Regions from separate parts of the Homo sapiens genome. Here region 2 is linked to region 1. Evidence: chromatin loops called from intact Hi-C (ENCODE). Cell type or tissue: CD14-positive monocyte. All regions are shown on one strand. Region 1 overlaps EPB41L3 (erythrocyte membrane protein band 4.1 like 3). Region 2 overlaps EPB41L3 (erythrocyte membrane protein band 4.1 like 3).

Region 1 (5,000 bases):
GCAGAATGAAGTGGGGCAAGGATCAGGAAGGGTGAGAGGATTTTAGGGAGTAGTTAGGGCAAGCTTTGGAGAGAGGTGCATTTGAACACTGTCCTGAAGGGCGTGTGAGGGAGTACACGGGGTGGGAGGTGGGTGGCGGTCTGAGGAAGAATATTACAGTGCGAGGCTCTAGGGTGGGAGTGGCAGGGAAGCCAGTGTGGTTGGAGCAGAGAGAGGGAGGGTTGGAGGTGGCGAGGATCCAGAAGAAACGGGGCCATGGGTGGCAGGGCCGTGTGGACCCTTGAAAGGCCATGGTCTCCCTGAGGGGGCCTGATGTGTGCATCCCCTGACCTGACCTTAAATTAAGAGAGGAGCTCTATAGGATGAGTAAGGAATAAATAGACCTTGTGGGGATGGAGAGAGGAGACGGAGCAGGGAGACCCCTTAGGAGCCCATTATGTCATCTAGCTAAGGGATGCTGGTGACAATATCTAGAGCCAGGACGCCAGTTAAGCTCTTCAAAGACTGAGCATAGGTATAGAAGAGTTCCAAGGACCAAGCCCTGTGGTCCTCCAGTGTCCACAGACCAGAGTGGTGGTCAGTGGGGGAGGAGGAAAGCCAGGAGCTGGTGCTGGAATCCTAAGGGAGAAAAGCGTCTGGTGGTGGCGGGGAGGGAGGGATGACCCGGCCACATGCTGCTGATGGGAAAACATCAAGTGGAACTCTGTGGATAAGATGCTTCCTGGCCAGGTGCAGTGGCTCACACCTATAATCTCAACACTTTGGGAGGTCGAGGGAGGAAGATTGCTTGAGGTCAGGAGTTCGAGACTAGCCTGGCCAACGTGGTGAAACCCTGTCTCTACTATAAATACAAAAAGGTTAGCCAGGTGCACTGGTTCATGCCTGTAGTCCCAGCTACTCGGAAAGCTGAGGTGGAGAATCGCTTGAACCTGGAAGGCAGAGGTTGCCGTGAGCCAAGATCATGCCACTGCATTCCAGCCTGGGTAACAGAGTGAGACTCCATCTCAAAAAGAAAAAAACATAATAAATGTCCTTTTTATTTATTTTTTAAGGGGAGGGGTTGTATACATATTTGTGCTGGAATATGATTAGAACATTTCTGGGGAGATACCCAGAAAACTTGACATTGTTTCTTCTGTGGAGGTGTCCTGGGGCAGGCTCCAGGAACGTAAGCGGGAGACCTTTTCAGTCTAACAATCAGAATTAACTTTAATGGGACCCTTCTGATCCCTCACCCTGTCAGACTCTCAGGTTTGCGGTTGCTGCATCCTCTGATTTGTTCATTCATCCATTGACAAATATTGAGTGCCTCCTATGTGCCAGAGACTGCTTGAAACGTTCAGTGATAGACGCATGAACAGAACCGACAAGACGATGTTGCTCTGCCCTCAGAGCAGCACCTAGTCCTCCTCCCTGACAGCTAATCCCTGCTGGGTTTAGGAAGAACATTCACATGCATCTGTGAGACTCGACTAAGATATTGTTGACTTGCAATCTGGCTTAAGACTTTATAGACAATCTTTGAAACTTAACTGTGATTTATAATACAATTTCTGTGGAAAATGGAATTTTTGGCATGCAACCATTTTACAAGTAATGTTTTGGAATATAATTAACTGGCAAATTGAGGCCTTTCCATACTCTGGTTTTAACTGTTCTGATCAGCAGATTTTGTGTGCAGTTATCAACTGTTAGTGATCTCTGCTAATACAAATATATAGTGGGCTAAATGTATATATTTTAACTGCTGGGTTAAAAAAACCAAGTCTGTCTTGTTAATTATTTTGCTTAGGCCAATCCTGCAATGAATTTACATTCCCTGTATTCATACCAGCTGATATCCACGACAGTCATATAGCTGTGGCTGTGGAAAAAGGAAATGCTGGAAGTTCACAGTGGTTAACATTTTTGCCTTCAGCGGACGTGATAGTGTTACAAACACTGTCCATTAAAGATGGTTTTAAAGCCCCTTTTTCTACTGGAAGGAACAGACTTCAGCTTACTGGGAAATTCACTTGGAGAACAACTGATAATGTCAGGAACCAGTATGAGTATTACTCTCTCCTTAACCATTTGGTTTCTGGGTTAAGAAATCCTCTCACTGGGAAATAGCACGTAAGGAGAACAAGAATCCCTATAATCGAGATAAATAATGAGCGTCCCCTTGCTTTTGTCTAAGCTGGGCATTTTTAAATCCTGCCAATTAGATGAGCCCTTGGAAAGTTCCTAGTAATGGCCAGGTGTCAACCACCCAGGAGGAGCACATCCGTAGTGGAAATGAGGTGTGAGTTTCGGGAGTATCTGCCCCTGGACTTGGGGCTCTGGATGTGGTGCTTGGATCAAGGGCATCTGCGGCACCTGGGCTTTTGTTGGTAAAACTATCTTTCTACCCTAAGGACTCCACATCGGCTATCAGCTGTTAGCATGTCTAACTTTCTATGGGCACTTACTTGCGTTTGGTTCATTATATTAGCAGCTTTTATAGTCAGGGAAATGATGACTTCCTGAGGTTGAGTGAGGAGGATCTGTGTGCACAGGCTTCCCTCTCCCATTGCAGCAGGTCCTCCTCTATTGAGAAAAACCTATTTCTGTGCATTTGCTTCCTGTGAACACCTAGGCTGGAATGAGAGGGGTGGTGGATAGTGCTCTGTGTTTTGAAAATGTTTTCATTTTCTAAAAATCAGACTTCATTTTGTTTTAAAGAGTTACTCCAATTTAAAGCTTGCTGCTTCCTCTTATTTTTTGACTTACAACTGTGTTTCACTTTCACGCTATCTTTTCTGGCATTGTTGACCTTAAGGATTTTGAGACAGGAGGGGGAGATTTTTGCCTGTTCTTTCTTACTTCCTTTTTGCTGTGCTATTTCAGTTAATCCTGGTGATGGTGCCTGGGAAGAAGAATTATGTAAAAGACCAAGAGAGTTGTTGTAACTGGTTCAATACTGATGTTCTCTGCAATTCTGAATCAGGAAGTTTCTAGTATTGCTTTCTACTTCCCTGTTTTTTATGCTTAGACTCAATTCCTTTCCCATATGACTGATGCAGAGTTCATTTCAAAGCAAACCTTACTTGTGGAACAGACTTGTTCATAGCAAATGGTTGAAGAATTCATATTTGCTACCCAAGCTGAATACCAAACAATGTTATTTCAGCAACACCATCTTGAAGAAGACTTTTTAGGGAATGCTACAAAGCAAAAAAACTCTCAGTAGCACCCCGCAGTGTACATGGTGGCAGCTGGAGAGTCTAATTATAGACTGGGAAGCCCCTTAGGAATTACAGAAAGTGTTAGGAAAGGCTTGCGGTAAGTGACAGCTGTTTGCTGTGGGCACCAAGGAGCCAAAGTGCATATAGAATAAAAATAAAATGTCCTCTCCAGCATATGTTGGTTTTAGACACTTGTGAAAAGCACCCCACTTACTGTTAGTAATAATAGATAGATGGCCAGTCACTGATACAGTGTTGGCTCAAAAAGCTCTGCAAGGGAGAACACACATTTATTTTATAGGTCAGAATTGTGTTTTAAAAATATTTGACTATTCAGCATATGTTGATTTAAAGATAGCTTGGGAAATAAACATTATATACCTGTAATTTGGAAAAAGAGAATATTATGGGTGCAGCTGTACCCTGTCAGCACTAATGGATTCTAGGGCCAAGGAAATCCCACCTTCTTGTCAGAAACATATGGAGTGAGAAACATTTCGTCTATTTTTTTTAAACCTCCAGCATCCAAGTAATACCAAGGAAGCGATAATGATTCCTCTAAGTGAATACATTTCTGAGACTTAGCATTTTTCATAAGAGGTTCATTTGAAAATATATTGTTTCTCTGTAACTTTCATTAATGTTTTGACATTTCTTGATAAAAATAAAGCAGATACACACATTTAGTATCCAATGTGCGTAAGGTGGTGTTTGTGGACTTGTCTTGTAAAAAGGAGAAAACTACTTTGGAAATAATTATTTGCTGGTGGATTATAATATTTATGTACAAATAGAGGAAGAAAGTATATTCCAAGAGCAATCCAGTCATATAACCTGTATTTTTACCACTTATGCAATGTGATGTCTTATTTTGGTTATGGTTTTAAATTACATATAAAATGTTGGAGAACATTTTGTGCCATTTGTGATTGGCATCACATATAAAAACATATATGAACTTAACGTTTTGCATTGCTTTATCCTGTGAAGGGAAGATGAACTTTGCACTATAATCAGTGGTGAGGACTATGCTATATTAACAGCTGCTCTAGTGTTCTGTTTCAATTAAGTTAGGGCAGGAAGGAGGAACAAGTGTTTCATACTGAAGTAATCACTGCATAAGGGTTGATGTCAGCTATGTTGCTGTTCACAGTTGTAATTTAATACACAAGACATACTGGGGAAAATCCTCATTTTCTTCCACTTTTGTAACCTTATAATTATGCTTTGGCCTCTGTAGTAACATGACCAAAGTCATTATTACTTTTTTAATTGACATGGACTTCAAGTTTTAGAATGCAGCTTTGGCTTTGCTATATCATATTTTATCATCAGACTTCTGGTAGGACATACATTAAAATTATCTTGATTTTCTGTCCTGGATGAGCCATAATGACTATAAGAGACAATATTCTGTATATCCTGGGTTTTGTAATCTGAAATATAAATAAGTAGGGGCTAATGTCTGAGTACTTAAGATATGCCAGATCCTGTATAAATTATGTGAATTTTCTTACTAAATCCTCATAAGCTGGTGAGAAAGGAATGTTAACTATCCCCATTTTGCTGATATGATTAATATCACCACTTAACTAAGCCAAGGCTCAGAAAAGTTAAGTTACTTACCCAAAGTTACCCAGCTAATTCATTGTGGAGTCAGTTGAGCCCAAGTAGTGTGACTGTAGGAGATAGACTCTTACCCTCTAGGTTTTACTGTGTCTCTATAATAGGCGAAGACCAATGGACAGTGTGCACAGTTTCCTGGCCTAGTCACAGAGGAGATGCTCCATGAGT
Region 2 (5,000 bases), 49 kb after region 1:
CAGCCCTGGCTCAGGGAGGCTCTAGGTCTGGGCTCCCAGAAGGGGTGCAGCCCTTCTCTCCTTCTTGTCACCCCCAGTGTGGCGAGGAATAGGGATGGGGTGTTTCAGCCCTGTGTGTGTTACAGCTTTTTCAGTTATGCTTTTCAGCAGTTCCTGAGTTCTTGTTCCATGTGCAGGAAGAATGAGGTACGTGGGCAACTGGATGGGGAGCAGGACAAAGAGGTGCTTTATTGAGTGACAGTACAGCTTTCAGGAGACCTGAAGTGGGTAGCTCTTTTTCCTCTTTTTGTTTTTTGTTTTTTGTTTGTTTGTTTGTTTGTTTGTTTTTTGTTTTTTGTTTTTTGAGATGGAGTCTCTCTGTCGCCCAGGCTGAAGTGCAATGGCATGATCTCAGCTCACTGAAATCTCCACCTCCCAGGTTCAAGCGATTCTCCTGCCTCAGCTTCCCAAGTAGCTGGGATTACAGGCACATGCCACCACGCCTGGCTAATTGTTTTTGTATTTTTAGTAGAGAGGGGGTTTTGCCATGTTGGCCAGGCTGATCTCGAACTCCTGACCTCAGATGATCTGCCCGCCTCTGCGGGTAGCTCTTTTCACAGGCAGGTTATCCCAATGGGTGCAGCTGTCAGCGGAGAGCAGTCCTGGAGTGGGTAGCTCCTGTCTGCAGGCCGGTCATCCTGTCGAGTGTGCAGCCCTCAGAGGAGAGGAGACTGCCATGGGCAGCTCCTGTCCCCTAGCAGGTCATCCCAAAGTCTGTGAGTCTGGCTGAGTCTAGTTTTTATGGGCTTCAGAAGGGAGGAAGTACGTGCTGACTGGCCCACCAGCAGCCATGGGCAGGCCTGGAAAAAGCACCGTAAGTTATCACTCAGGGGGCCGCGGACTCCACCTGGAACTGAGAGCCTGGCCCACATGTTTCAGACCATCCCTAGCTGGAGGGTGGGACTTCACCAGGGACCCACCCCTTTCTGCCAGGAGCCTGCCGGCCTCCTGTCACCATCTACATGTCATCCAGGGTGCCCAGGCTATTTGTGCTGAGGGGCACCTGCAGGCCTGTGCCAAGCTGCCCTCAGTGTCCCCCTTAGCCTCCTTCCCATGCTTGTTGGCACAAAGTCTGGAGGGGTCCGAGGCAGCAGGGGACTTGAGTGTCAGCACCACCTCAAGTGCATGTACACCTGCCTGGGTCATGACAGCCCAGGCTCAGCCACAACTTTGCTCTGAAATTGGAGTGGGTGCCCAGAACAAGGAGAAGCCAGGCAGTGGGAGCAGGCACTTACAAGCCTGTAGGGGCAGGGGGGTTCCTGTACCCCTGAGAGTGCAGGGATGCCCAAATCCACAGCTGCAGCTGGGCAGGAAGGTGAGGCTCCCACCTGTTCCTGGCTCCTGCCGGCTCTGTGGAGCGTGCAGTCTTGGCCGCGCCTCCCCTGCTACAGCTGGTGTCATGGCAGCGGCCACTCCAGTCAGGCCACCACTGCCATCGATAGGAAGAAAAAGGAAACAGAAGGAGAAGGATCTACTTCACAGTTTATGAAGCTGAGAAAATTAAGTTTCTGATTACCTCCTGTATTTGTAATTCTGTACACTTTTGACTTCAAAATTGGTGAATTTTTCTAATTTAACTTATATATGTAGTTTTTGGGTAGATAGATGGAAGAGAGGCTACTAAAGTCTTTACCTACTATTCACTTTCTCCTATTTTCTTCACTTGCCGTCTTCTTGTGGCTGGAAGTCTTTGAAATCTTGAAGTGCATCTGCAGTGGACGCTGTAGTGGGTATCCCGTTTTAATAAACAGGGCAGCTTGGCTCTAGGCCTGCAGTGGATTAATCAGGAGAAAAGGGGCTCAGATCCTGTTGAAGAGAAACAGGTTTAGTCAGTGGGCAGAGTATCATCCCCTTAAGTTTTCTTAAACCTAATTTCTAAAAATGACTGCTAAAGCTCTGGTTTATACTCTCATGATTATACTGTCCCATGAAATAAGCTACTATGTAAAGAATAAAGCTTCGAAGCAATGCATTTTGAGTGAGAAGAGGAAAATAGCTGGAAAGATATAACATAGGAAGTCTTCAGAGTGGTGTATGGAACAAGTTTCAAGGCTCGACAAAGCTCTTTGCCTTCATATAGAATGATTATAAGCAAGTTCTATAGTTATCACATCATCTAGCTTAAAGTGGAAAAGTGAGTCAAACCTGGGGACCCTAACCTTCCCTTCTGGAGAGAAACAAGTTGCACCATCTAGTGATTCTTTTTCAATTTTCCTGATCAATTGCCAGTTTGTTTCATAATTACAGCATTTCCCCCGTGAAAGGCAGGTTATAATTTTCAGGATTGTAGCTTATCTCCCCTTAGTTAGCATTTCAATTCATGCCTTCCTTTTTGTGGAAGTACTGCTGGCCCTTCAGGAAGTTTAGGAAGCAGGCTGCTGTCATCAGCCACAAGATTAGAAATCTTTTCATAGGTGGATAATATCCTAGGAAAAGTTTCTACATGATGGATAGTCACTTGAGTTTTTGATCATCTCTTTTTTGGTTAACTTCCATTTCAAAGGAGGATGTCTTTTAACTTTGTCTCCATATTCTGAGGCTTATCAACAGCATCTATGAGCACTTTTTGACACAGAGTTGAGGTCTGGTGAAAACACAAGTTCTTAGAGTTGAAGGAGAACACAAAGTCTAGTTCAGCCCTGTAAAATGTGTATGTGATGTGTGTGGCGTGTTGCGTGCATGATTTCCAACAAAATGTGGAAGTAGGTTCAGGGAAGAATGAAATATAGTATGCTGTTGAAGGCCCTGTCGTGGAGACATGATGAAATATTTACTAAGAACCAGCATTCATACAACTACTGACACGCACACTGGCTGATGCAGTCTGAACAGGAAGCGTACACTGGCAGTAATTAGTTTCAGGATTTGGCTAACACAAATGCCCTACAGTCCAGTGTCTGATTGGCATGTGGAGAGAGGTAACACTTTTTTGACTTTTATCACAAAAGGAATATGGTGCTATTCGTTTGAAAAAAGTTTTTAAGTTAAAAGGAGATATTAAAATGCAGTGAAATACCTTTTGTGGTTTTACTATTTTTATGATATTGTTAATTTTTTGCAGCAGAGGAGTAAGGGAAAATCTGGCATTGTTGTATTTCAGTCCAATGTTGTTTGCTGTTTGGAAATGGCAATTACATAATTCAGTGGGAAATGGAAAAAATGATAATGAAATATAGAGAGGAAAATGCTCTGCCTAAAGGTTACATACTGATATTTGATAGTTTTTTTCCTACTTTTTTTTTTTTGTTGGTGGTGGTAATACATATGGATCACTCACCCCCAGACTGTTAAAAATGTGTGCTTAAAACTCAGAATGTAGATACCCTAACAGTTGAATATCTGAATATCTACAGGAATTTCATGAATTAAATGAGACTGGAGGATTGTTAATATGGTAGAAAAGTTCTCCCATTCCACTCCATAAAGAATTGATTTTTGAACTTAAGAATATTAAATTTTAGGAGGCAGCACATCAACTATTCATCCCCAGAAGTCCTCAGTTGTCTTATCTGTGAAGTGGAGCTCACAGGGTTGTTGTGAGTGATAGAGAGAGTGAATGTTATGTCTGCAGGTGCCAGGGACCTTTTTTGGGTCTGCAGTGGCTGGCAAATTTGAAAGGTTCTTTAAAGTTATGGAATTTCCACCCCATAAAACATATATTCCCTTCTAAGCCTTTGTCTTTAGGAATATAAATATAAAATACCATACAGATTGGTGGGTTTTTAACATGAAAATAGGATCAGAACCTTCATACTATTTAGAGATTTACTTTTATCGCCTAATAATATATAAGACACCGAAAAATATTTCTTAAATCTGAGAATGTAAATGTCTATGTAAATGTGCCTCTCAATTTCTCATTTTTGTTTATTTGTTGTTTAACCTGGAAAGAATAGTATTTGTGTTTTCCCATCAGCTACTCATTAATTTGGCAGTTCTGGAAGTGCTGAACAATTTTATTAAATAAGAATAGGAAGCAACAATTGTGCTTAAGATTGTTTTAAAAACCCACCTACCTAGAAACTGGTAGAATTGAGAAGGTGAGCCGGAAAATGTGGGAAACTTGCTTTTTTTCTCACACTGTCCTGTTTGAACCTGCTGAGATTAGACAGAAGATGTAGCTAAGGTTCTGTTGCTGTTGTGTCAGAAATCAGTAGGTGTTTAACAAGCCTGAATATATTTTGAAAGTAATTACACACACGCCACTTGTGACTTTCAGTGCTTGTCTCTTATCCTGAATGGACTCACATTTTATAGGGAACAAGTAGGTATAGTGTTCCTTGGCTTCAGTAATGAACTCACTCAAATAATGTGGGAAAGTCTATTAAAGAAAGGATCTGAGGAAGTCAACCCTCTTTTTCTTCATCTCTAGTCCCTCGGGACGTTGGCAGAGGACATTCTTTCTAGTTCTGCTATGTCTTCTGATTTCTTACTTAGTAACTCTGAGTGGTGCATTTGAAGAGACTTCATATTGAATTTGATTTCAAGTACCTTTAAAATTACGAGTTATTCTATATTTGCCCTTCCATAGCAAGTATAGGATAAGGTTCTTTTTTGTCTCCTATCATATTTGGAGTTCTATGTTAGTCTGGGTTTTAAAAAAATGACTAGGGACTCAATAGTAGCAGCTGGGAGGAAGGAAAGAGATGGAAAGCGACCCAGCTCACTCATTTTCATGTTGGGACACATCCTCTACTGTCATAGAGGACTTTCTCTTTTGCCCTGAAGAAATTGGGAGTAGCTGTTTGAGGCACGTTTCCTGGATTCTTCTTTCTTTTTTAGGGGCCAGATTTTGAAACAGGGCTGATGTGTAGAAAGCCTGACCACAGATCTTTGGCTGGCTGTAAATACCTTCTTAGGAGTAAAGATTCCTCAGTGGTGGTTCAGATTGTGCATAATGGGTAAGCAGGTCCCCAGTCACCTTGTGGCAGGTAGATATTAATTGTTAGAAAATGTTAGCT

Evidence for each region. A loop is a pair of places that touch in the nucleus more often than their neighbours do. Peaks named below come from ENCODE experiments on the same cell type or tissue, not always from the same donor. Only the 100,000 strongest peaks of a DNase experiment are listed, where the experiment ranks them.
Region 2: a loop joins it to region 1, with 2.0 times the contacts of the local background. A loop is called at or near these places in 10 of 110 quality-filtered maps.

What each region holds. Positions count from the first base shown.
Region 1 is chr18:5,513,461-5,518,460 of GRCh38, reverse strand. The region is part of intron 1 of EPB41L3 (erythrocyte membrane protein band 4.1 like 3); the gene reads left to right. Among named protein-coding and RNA genes, the nearest start is that of EPB41L3, 28 kb to the left of the region's middle. In CD14-positive monocyte, no CTCF peak of the experiment used is centred here; DNase peaks (open chromatin) are centred at 2,900 and 3,290; H3K4me3 peaks cover 2,672 bases; H3K27ac peaks cover 3,866 bases.
Region 2 is chr18:5,464,257-5,469,256 of GRCh38, reverse strand. The region is part of intron 3 of EPB41L3 (erythrocyte membrane protein band 4.1 like 3); the gene reads left to right. Among named protein-coding and RNA genes, the nearest start is that of EPB41L3, 77 kb to the left of the region's middle. In CD14-positive monocyte, no CTCF peak of the experiment used is centred here; DNase peaks (open chromatin) are centred at 2,346, 2,806 and 4,816; H3K4me3 peaks cover 2,180 bases; H3K27ac peaks cover 3,539 bases.